Regions from separate parts of the Homo sapiens genome. Here region 2 is linked to region 1. A link is a contact called in ENCODE Hi-C or POLR2A ChIA-PET data. All regions are on one chromosome and are shown on one strand. Each heading gives the region's core, a stretch centred on a gene start or an enhancer-like site at or near the end of the contact. The rest is flanking DNA. Distances are from core to core; before and after follow the strand shown.

Region 1 (4,212 bases), core at 647-3,146:
TTCTTAAAATTAACATATTCAGTCATTGCCTATAAAATTTAAAATAATGCCAGTGGGGGAAGCCCTCTGGCGCTTCCATTGCCTGTTTGAAAGTTACTGGGCTCACTTGTTCGGGAAACATCAGCTGCTCCCACTGGGTGCCAGGCCCTGTTCTAGGTGCTTGGGAAGTGTCAGTGAGCAAAACAGACAAATCTCCAGCCCACATGGAGGGGTGAGGAGCAAGGAGGAGGAGTGAGGAGCAAGGAGGAAGGGCAAGGAGCGAGGAGGAGTGGGGAGAAGTGAGGAGGAGGGGGGAGGAGCGAAGAGGAGGGGGAGGAGCGAGGGGGAGGAGCGAGGAGGAGGGGGAGGAGCGAGGAGGGGGGAGGAGCGAGGAGGGGGGAGGAGCGAGGAGGGGGGAGGAGCGAGGAGGGGGGAGGAGCGAGGAGGAGGGGGGGCGAGGAGGAGGGGGAGGGGCGAGGAGGGAGGGGAGGGGGAGGGAGAGGGGAGGAGCAACGAGGAGGGGGGAGGAGCAAGGAGGGGGGAGGAGCGAGGAGGGGAGGAGGGGGAGGGGCGAGGAGGAGGCGGGAGGAGCTGGACAGGACATCGTGCCAGCCCGAGGGCGGAATGAACTTCAGAGAAGTTTGAGAGCAAAAGGTGCTTTGCTGCTGTTAGACCCTGAAATTCCACGGGTCCCTGGACAGTTTTGGGAGCCGGGAGGGTGAAGAGAGTGGATCAAGCTTCGTGGGGTGGACCCGGAAGAGATGGGGCAGTGAATGGTTCTGGGGGACTGCGGGAGCCTCCGGGGAGTGATTTTTTGCCCTGAGGGGAATCACCGCAGCGGGGACAAGGCTGGGGGAAAACACTTCCTTCTGCAAGGGCACTGCTGAGCCTCACTTGCTGGAGCTTGCACTGTGCAACGGTAAATTCACGTTGTGTGCCCTCACCTGAGCTTCTGATGAGGACGCTGGAGGGCTTGGCCCTTTGAAGTCCTCACCTGTCCCTCCTTGGGCTGGGGGTGGTGACTAGGAGGGGCTGCACGGCTGCTGCCCGGGTTGGTCCCGGCCATCCCAGCTCCCTGGTAAATAGGCTTCTCAAACTAGGATACCTGGGCCTTGGGCGTTACCTGCAAACCCTGTTCCTCGCTCTAGTTCCCCACTTCCATCCCTCCTCTTGCCTCAGCCCTTCTCATCTCACACGCCACATGGGATCCACCCTTTTTACGCATGTGCAGAGCGTGGCCCCTCTCTGATTCCCTTCCCCTCAGGAGAGCCGGACGTCTCCCTCCCTCACACCCTCCCCAGCCCCACAGCAGCCCAGGGAGCCTTGCCCGCTCCTCGGCCCCCCTGGCTCTCCCAGCCACCCAGGCCTCCTGTGTCCTGAGTGGGCCAGCTCCTGCCAGACCACGGCCCTGCCCTGCACCTGACTGCGTCCCCACCGCGGACCTGCCCCCTCGTTTATTCTCCTCTCTCCGCTCTGCTCTGTCCTTGGCACTGTTTTTGTTTGTTTTTTGTTTTTGTTTTTTGAGACGCAGTCTCGCTCTGTCACACAGGCTGGAGTGCAGTGGCGTGATCTCTGCTCACTGCAATCTCTGCCTCCTGGGTTCAAACTATTTTCTTGCCTCAGCCTCACGAGTAGCTGGGATTACAGATGCCCGCCACCACGCCTGGCTAATTTTTGTATTTTTAGTAGAGACGGGGTTTCACCATGTTGGCCAGGCTGATCTCGAACTCCTGACCTCAAGTGATCCGCCCGCCTCTGCCTCCCAAAGTGCTGGGATCACAGATATGAGCCACCGCGCCCCGCCCTTGGCACTGTTTAATCCATGTGTTGTTTATTTATGTATCCTGTTTATTTTCTGTCTCCCAACAAAGACGTAGCTCCTTCTGGGTAGGGCATTTTGTTCATGCTCTCAGATGCCGCCTACCGCCCTAGAGCAGGAAATAGCGGTCAGCGCCAGCTGTGAGGAGCACAGCATTGCGGCCAACACAGGAGGCACTGACCACGGGGCAGGCGCTATTTAAAAATCGTGGCAAAGGATCAGACGTAACAGAACTCTTTTTGTTTTAATCATTTTTAAGTGTGCAGTTCAATGATGTTAGTTACATGCACAATATTGTGTAACCATCACCACTATTTCCAAAATCCTTTCTATCCGTCAGACAGAAACTCCGTCCCCATTAAACAGCAACTCTGCATTCCTCCGTCCCCCCAGCCTCTGGTCACGTGTCTCATCTACTTTCAGTCTCTACGGATTTGCCTGTTCTAATTATTTCATAGAAGTGGATTCATACAGTACGTGTCCTTCTGTGTCAGGTTCATGTCACTCAGCGTGATGTGCCCAAGGTTCACCCATGCGTCGGGCTCTCATTCCTGAATCGCATTTCTCTGTACGGATAGACTGAGTTTTGTTTGTCTGTTCACCTGTTTAGGAACACTTGGTTGCTTCCACATTTTGACTGTTATGAATAACGCTACTAGCAAAGTGAACACGAGTGTGGTTTCAGTTCCTGTTTTCAATTCTTCCGCGTCTTTTAAGAAAAAACAAACTGTTTTCAACAGTTGCATCATTTTACCGTCCCACCAGCAACATGGGAGGCTTCCCATCACTTGTTTTCTTCATGTTTGTTTTGTTTAGTTGCATAATAATTGCCATCCTAGTGGAGGTAAGAAGGTATCTCACTGTTCTTTTCATTTGCATTTTTGTAATGACTAACGAGGTTGGGCAACTTTTCACGTGCTTGTCAGTCATTCGCATCTTTTTTTTTTTTTGAGAAATGTCTATTCAAGTCCTTTGCTCATTTTGAAATTGTGCTGTTTGGGTTTTGGTTGTTGATTTGAAGGAGTCCTTTTTATATTACGTATATGAATCCTTACCAGATATATGATTCGCAAACATTTTCTCCCATTCTGTGGTGATCTCTTCAGCCCCTTGATAGTGTCCTTTGATGCACAAAAGATTTTAATTTTGATGAAGTACAATTTATCTTTTTGTTGTTGTTGTCATTGCCCATGCTTTTGGTGTTATATCTAAGAATCCAAGGTCGGCCGGGCACGGTGGCTCACGCCTGTAATCGCAGCACTTTGGGAGGCCGAGGCAGGTGGATCACTTGAGGTCAGGAGTTTGAGACCAGCCTGGCCAACATGGTGAAACCCCATCTCTACTAAAAATACAAAAATTAGCCGGGCATGGTGGCAGGCGCCTGTAATCTCAGCTACTAGGTAGGCTGAGGCAGGAGCATCGCTTGAACACAGGAGGTGGAAGTTGCAGTGAGCCGGGATCGCGCCATTGCAATGCAGCCTGGGTAATGGAGCAAACTCCGTCTCAAAAAAAAAAAAATAATAATAATAATCATCATCATCATCATCCAAGGTCATGAAGATTTCCCTACATTTTTTCCTAAGTGTTTTATGGTTTTAGTTCTTAAATGTCAGCCTTGGTCCATTTCCAGTTGATTTATGTGAAGGAGGAGGCCCCGCTCCACTCAGGCCCGACTCTTAGTGTTTTAATATCACCACTTTGAGATCACAACCACCTTAGGGAGCAGGAACCGTCCATCCACAGACACAGAAACTCACCTAGAGTGTGTCCAGGGTCACAGAGTGACCAGTGAGTGGCAGAGCCAGGAGCTGGACCAGCCACCCACTCAACAGGGTGCACAGGACCCCAGACCCCCAGGCTTTACCGCCTCTGGACACCAATGCACAAGAGAGTAAACTTGGGGAGTACCTTAGGCAGGTGGTCAGAGGCCTCGGGAGAGGAGACATTTGAGCAGAGAAGGGAGGTGGTGTGGCAGCCGTGTGGACCTGCTGTGGGTGTGTGCACCAGAGCTGTGCTGGTGAGCGAGGAGGAACTACCCAGGAGGGCACACTGGACCAGGGAGAGCCAGCCCGACGGGGGCCAGCTGCCTTTCCCAGCAGGCAGCGGTGTGACCCTCGGGGCAGGGGCTCGGTCCACTGTAGCACAGGGGATCGGGAGGCAGAGGGTCCCCGGGCCTGTAATGAGGAGGAGGCGGGACCCAGGTCCTGGTGGGCTCCCGAAGTGCAGCAGGAAGGGCCCTAGTGCTTCCATGTCACCACCCTGATGGCCTTGGCAGCTGGGAGAGCCCCCTGCCCTGCAGGGCAAGAGGGATTTTCCGCCCCAAGGGAGAGCGTCATATGCCCAGGAGGCAGTTCTGCCTCTGGCTCTTTGCTCCTCCCAGGCCTCCTGTCCTCTATGTCCTTGGAAGTAAAGGG
Region 2 (2,745 bases), core at 246-2,745, 270 kb after region 1:
CTCTAGAGGAAGCAGGAGACAGGGCCACAGCACCATGCAGGGGACCAGGGGCTGCAGCCAGCCCTATCCTGGCTGTGTCCTGGGCTCGCCCGCAGCAGCTGCTGGCACCTGGACGGCGGCGCCAGGCTCACCTCTATAGTGGGGTCGTATTCGTCCACAAAATGGTTCTGGATCAGCTGGATGGTCAGCGCACTCTTGCCCACACCGCCGGCGCCCACCACCACCAGCTTATATTCCGTCATCGCTCCTCAGGGGCCTGCGGCCCGGGGTCCTCCTACAGGGTCTCCTGCCCCACCTGCCAAGGAGGGCCCTGCTCAGCCAGGCCCAGGCCCAGCCCCAGGCCCCACAGGGCAGCTGCTGGCAGGGCCATCTGAAGGGCAAACCCACAGCGGTCCCTGGGCCCCAACGCCAGGCAGCAAGGACTGCAGCGTGCCTACCTGTGCAGCTGCAACCCAGCGTGCGGGAGGGCTGTCGCCTCGCCCCCACTTGCTCTTAATGACCCAGTGATGGGAAAAGGGACCCAGCCCTCAAAGGCAGGGCTGACAGCTGAGCGCTCTCAACCACGCACCCAAATTAGAAGCTGCTGGGTCGGCAGAAAGGCTAAAGGGAGGCGCCCGAGGGCTGAGGTTACCGTCCTCCAGAACAGGTCTGGCCACGGCGGAGCGCGCCACGGCGTGCCCGGGCAGGCTAGTGCCAGCCTGCAGGCCCCGCGGCGCTGGTGCCTCCGACAAGTATTTGCTGAGCGCCTACTGCGTACTAGGCGCCGCCGAGGGGAGGGCAGACCCGGGCAGCGCCCCGCACCCCCGGCGGGGAACCGGGGGCATCTTTCAGCCACAGAAAGCTGGAGAAGACAGAGGAGCTCCTGGGAAGCAGGGACTGAGCGACAGGAAGGGGCCGAGAAGCGGCGCGGGAGACCCGGAGAGGGAAAAGGCACTGGGGCTGAGGCCCCCGGCCTGGTCCGCGACCTGTGATGCTGAATCGGGGGTGCCCGGGCGTGCCGTGGCCGCGGCCGCCTCCTCCCAGACGCCCCCGGGTGTGAGGGCGCCGGGCCCGAGGCTCCCGGGTACGCCGGCGTGGGGACCGTGCCCAGCGCGAGGCCACGGGTGGGGCCCGGATTCCCGCAGGCCCCAGGGAGGAAGGGGCCCCCGCCCGCCGCAGCCCCCGACGCCCGCTCACCTGTGCCCGCGGGCCCCGCCCGGCCCCACCCACCCGCCGCCGCCGCCGCCGCCGCCGCTTACGCCCGCCGGCCCCGCGCCCCCGGCCCGCGCCGCGCGTATTGCTGCCGCCTGGGGGCGAGGAGGGCGCGCGGCCCGGCCGATCCCTGCCCGCACTCACCGTTCACAGGCGCGACTGCCCCCGGGGCCAGGGCCGGGGCCGAGGCCGGGGCGGGGCGGGGGCGGGGGCGCGCGGTTCGCCCCGCGCATGGGCTCCGTCCGCGGCGGGTGCGGCTCGGGTTGCGGGCGCAGGGCACGGGCGGCGGAGACTCGGGCGGGCCTGCGCACGCCCCGCCCCGCGCCCGTCCGTCTGCCAGGCGCGGCCTACCATTGGCTGCGCGCCATCGGGCCCCGCCCCACCCCGGTTGGCTGAGCGGCCCGTCTGTCAGGAGCCGCGGTCGGGCGGGGCTTCCGGGAGCAACGCGGGAGGCGGAGCCAGTAGGGCCGCGGCCTCTCGGGGTTGGGCTTGGCTGGAGACCGGAGCCGAGCTCGGGGTTGCTCGAGGAAGGCCAGGGAGCCGGTGTCTGGGGGCCCGGGGCGGCATCTCCGAGCAGGGCCCCGGGCTCTCCCGGGAACAGGCCGGCGAGAGAACCCGACTCAGCGGTGCCGGTGCACCAGAGGCCCTCCCTGCGCCGGCAGCGCGGCGCCGCCCACCGCGGAGGTCCCGGGGCTACGGGCTGGGGAAAGGCTGGGATCCGCCGGGACCAAGGCGGGATGCTCGGAGCTGGGGGCCCCCGGGTGGCCGCGGGGTCCGGTTGCCCGGCTGCCCTTCCGCGCAGGTGGAGCGGCCGCGCACCCCACCTACCACCACGCACCCCAGCTCCCCTACTCCCACCGCAACCCACCCCGAGGACGCTTGCAGCCCCGGTGGGGTTCCGGGCGGCGGGCGCAGCCGTGTGCCCTGGGGCCAGGCGTGAGAACGCCCCCTCCACCACTCTCCTCTTTCTCGGGCCTGCGTGGCAGGCGACCCTGCCCGCCCAGTCCCCCCAAACTTGAGGTTCCAACGCTGCAGAAGCTCAGCGTGGTCCAGTTAAACCGTACCCACAAGTTGCCACAGGGGAGCGAAGTGCCCAGGGCTCACCCCAAGCACATAGACGCACATCCTAGCTCTTTCAAACCCAAAAAGACATGTTTTTAACATTTTTTAAAATTGCAAAGGAATCAGAAATACATCCTCATTAAAAAACAAAAAGGGCCGGGCGCGGTGGCTCACGCCTATAATCCCAGCACTTCGGGAGGCCTAAGCGGGTGGATTACTTGAGGTCAGGAGTTCAAGACCAGCCTGGCCAACATGATGAAACCCTGTCTCTACTAAAAACACAAAAAATTAGTCGGCTGCAGTGGCGCGCGCCTGTAGTCCCAGCTACTCGGGAGGCTGAGGCAGGAGAATCGCTGGAACCCGGGAGGCGGATGTTGCGGTGAGCCGAAATCGCGCCACTGCACTGGGCAACAGAGCGCTACTTCGTCTCAAAACAAAAAAGGCGTTTTACAGTCAGGCAAACCCTGCCTCTGCCCAGTCCAGCGCCCGCCT

Evidence for each region. A loop is a pair of places that touch in the nucleus more often than their neighbours do. ChIA-PET counts read pairs that join two places held with the same protein, here RNA polymerase II (POLR2A). Pooled maps may share reads with other maps.
Region 2: a pooled map shows a loop between it and region 1 (14-fold over the local background). The contact joins the promoter of HRAS here to the enhancer-like site in region 1. A Hi-C loop is called at or near these places in 4 of 37 single-sample maps with no recorded cell type and 9 of 50 pooled maps. POLR2A ChIA-PET finds 5 or more read pairs at or near these places in 5 of 52 experiments (A673, CD4-positive, alpha-beta T cell, GM10248 and 1 more).

Annotation. Positions count from the first base shown.
Region 1 is chr11:267,020-271,231 of GRCh38, forward strand. No RefSeq gene overlaps it. Among named protein-coding and RNA genes, the nearest start is that of NLRP6, 9.3 kb to the right of the region's middle. RefSeq lists an enhancer at 2,461-2,530. Within about 2 kb of position 1,897, at least 26 of the 41 ENCODE cell types and tissues checked have a DNase peak (open chromatin) inside an H3K27ac peak, as active enhancers do; they include CD4-positive, alpha-beta T cell, where a contact is called at or near this core.
Region 2 is chr11:534,081-536,825 of GRCh38, forward strand. It overlaps HRAS (HRas proto-oncogene, GTPase), which reads right to left and starts at 1,496. Exons shown (of 6, transcript NM_005343.4): 1 at 1,336-1,496; 2 at 132-295. The coding sequence starts at 242. It also overlaps a transcript of LRRC56 not described here. RefSeq lists enhancers at 1-569, 570-1,426, 1,448-2,155 and a silencer at 433-592.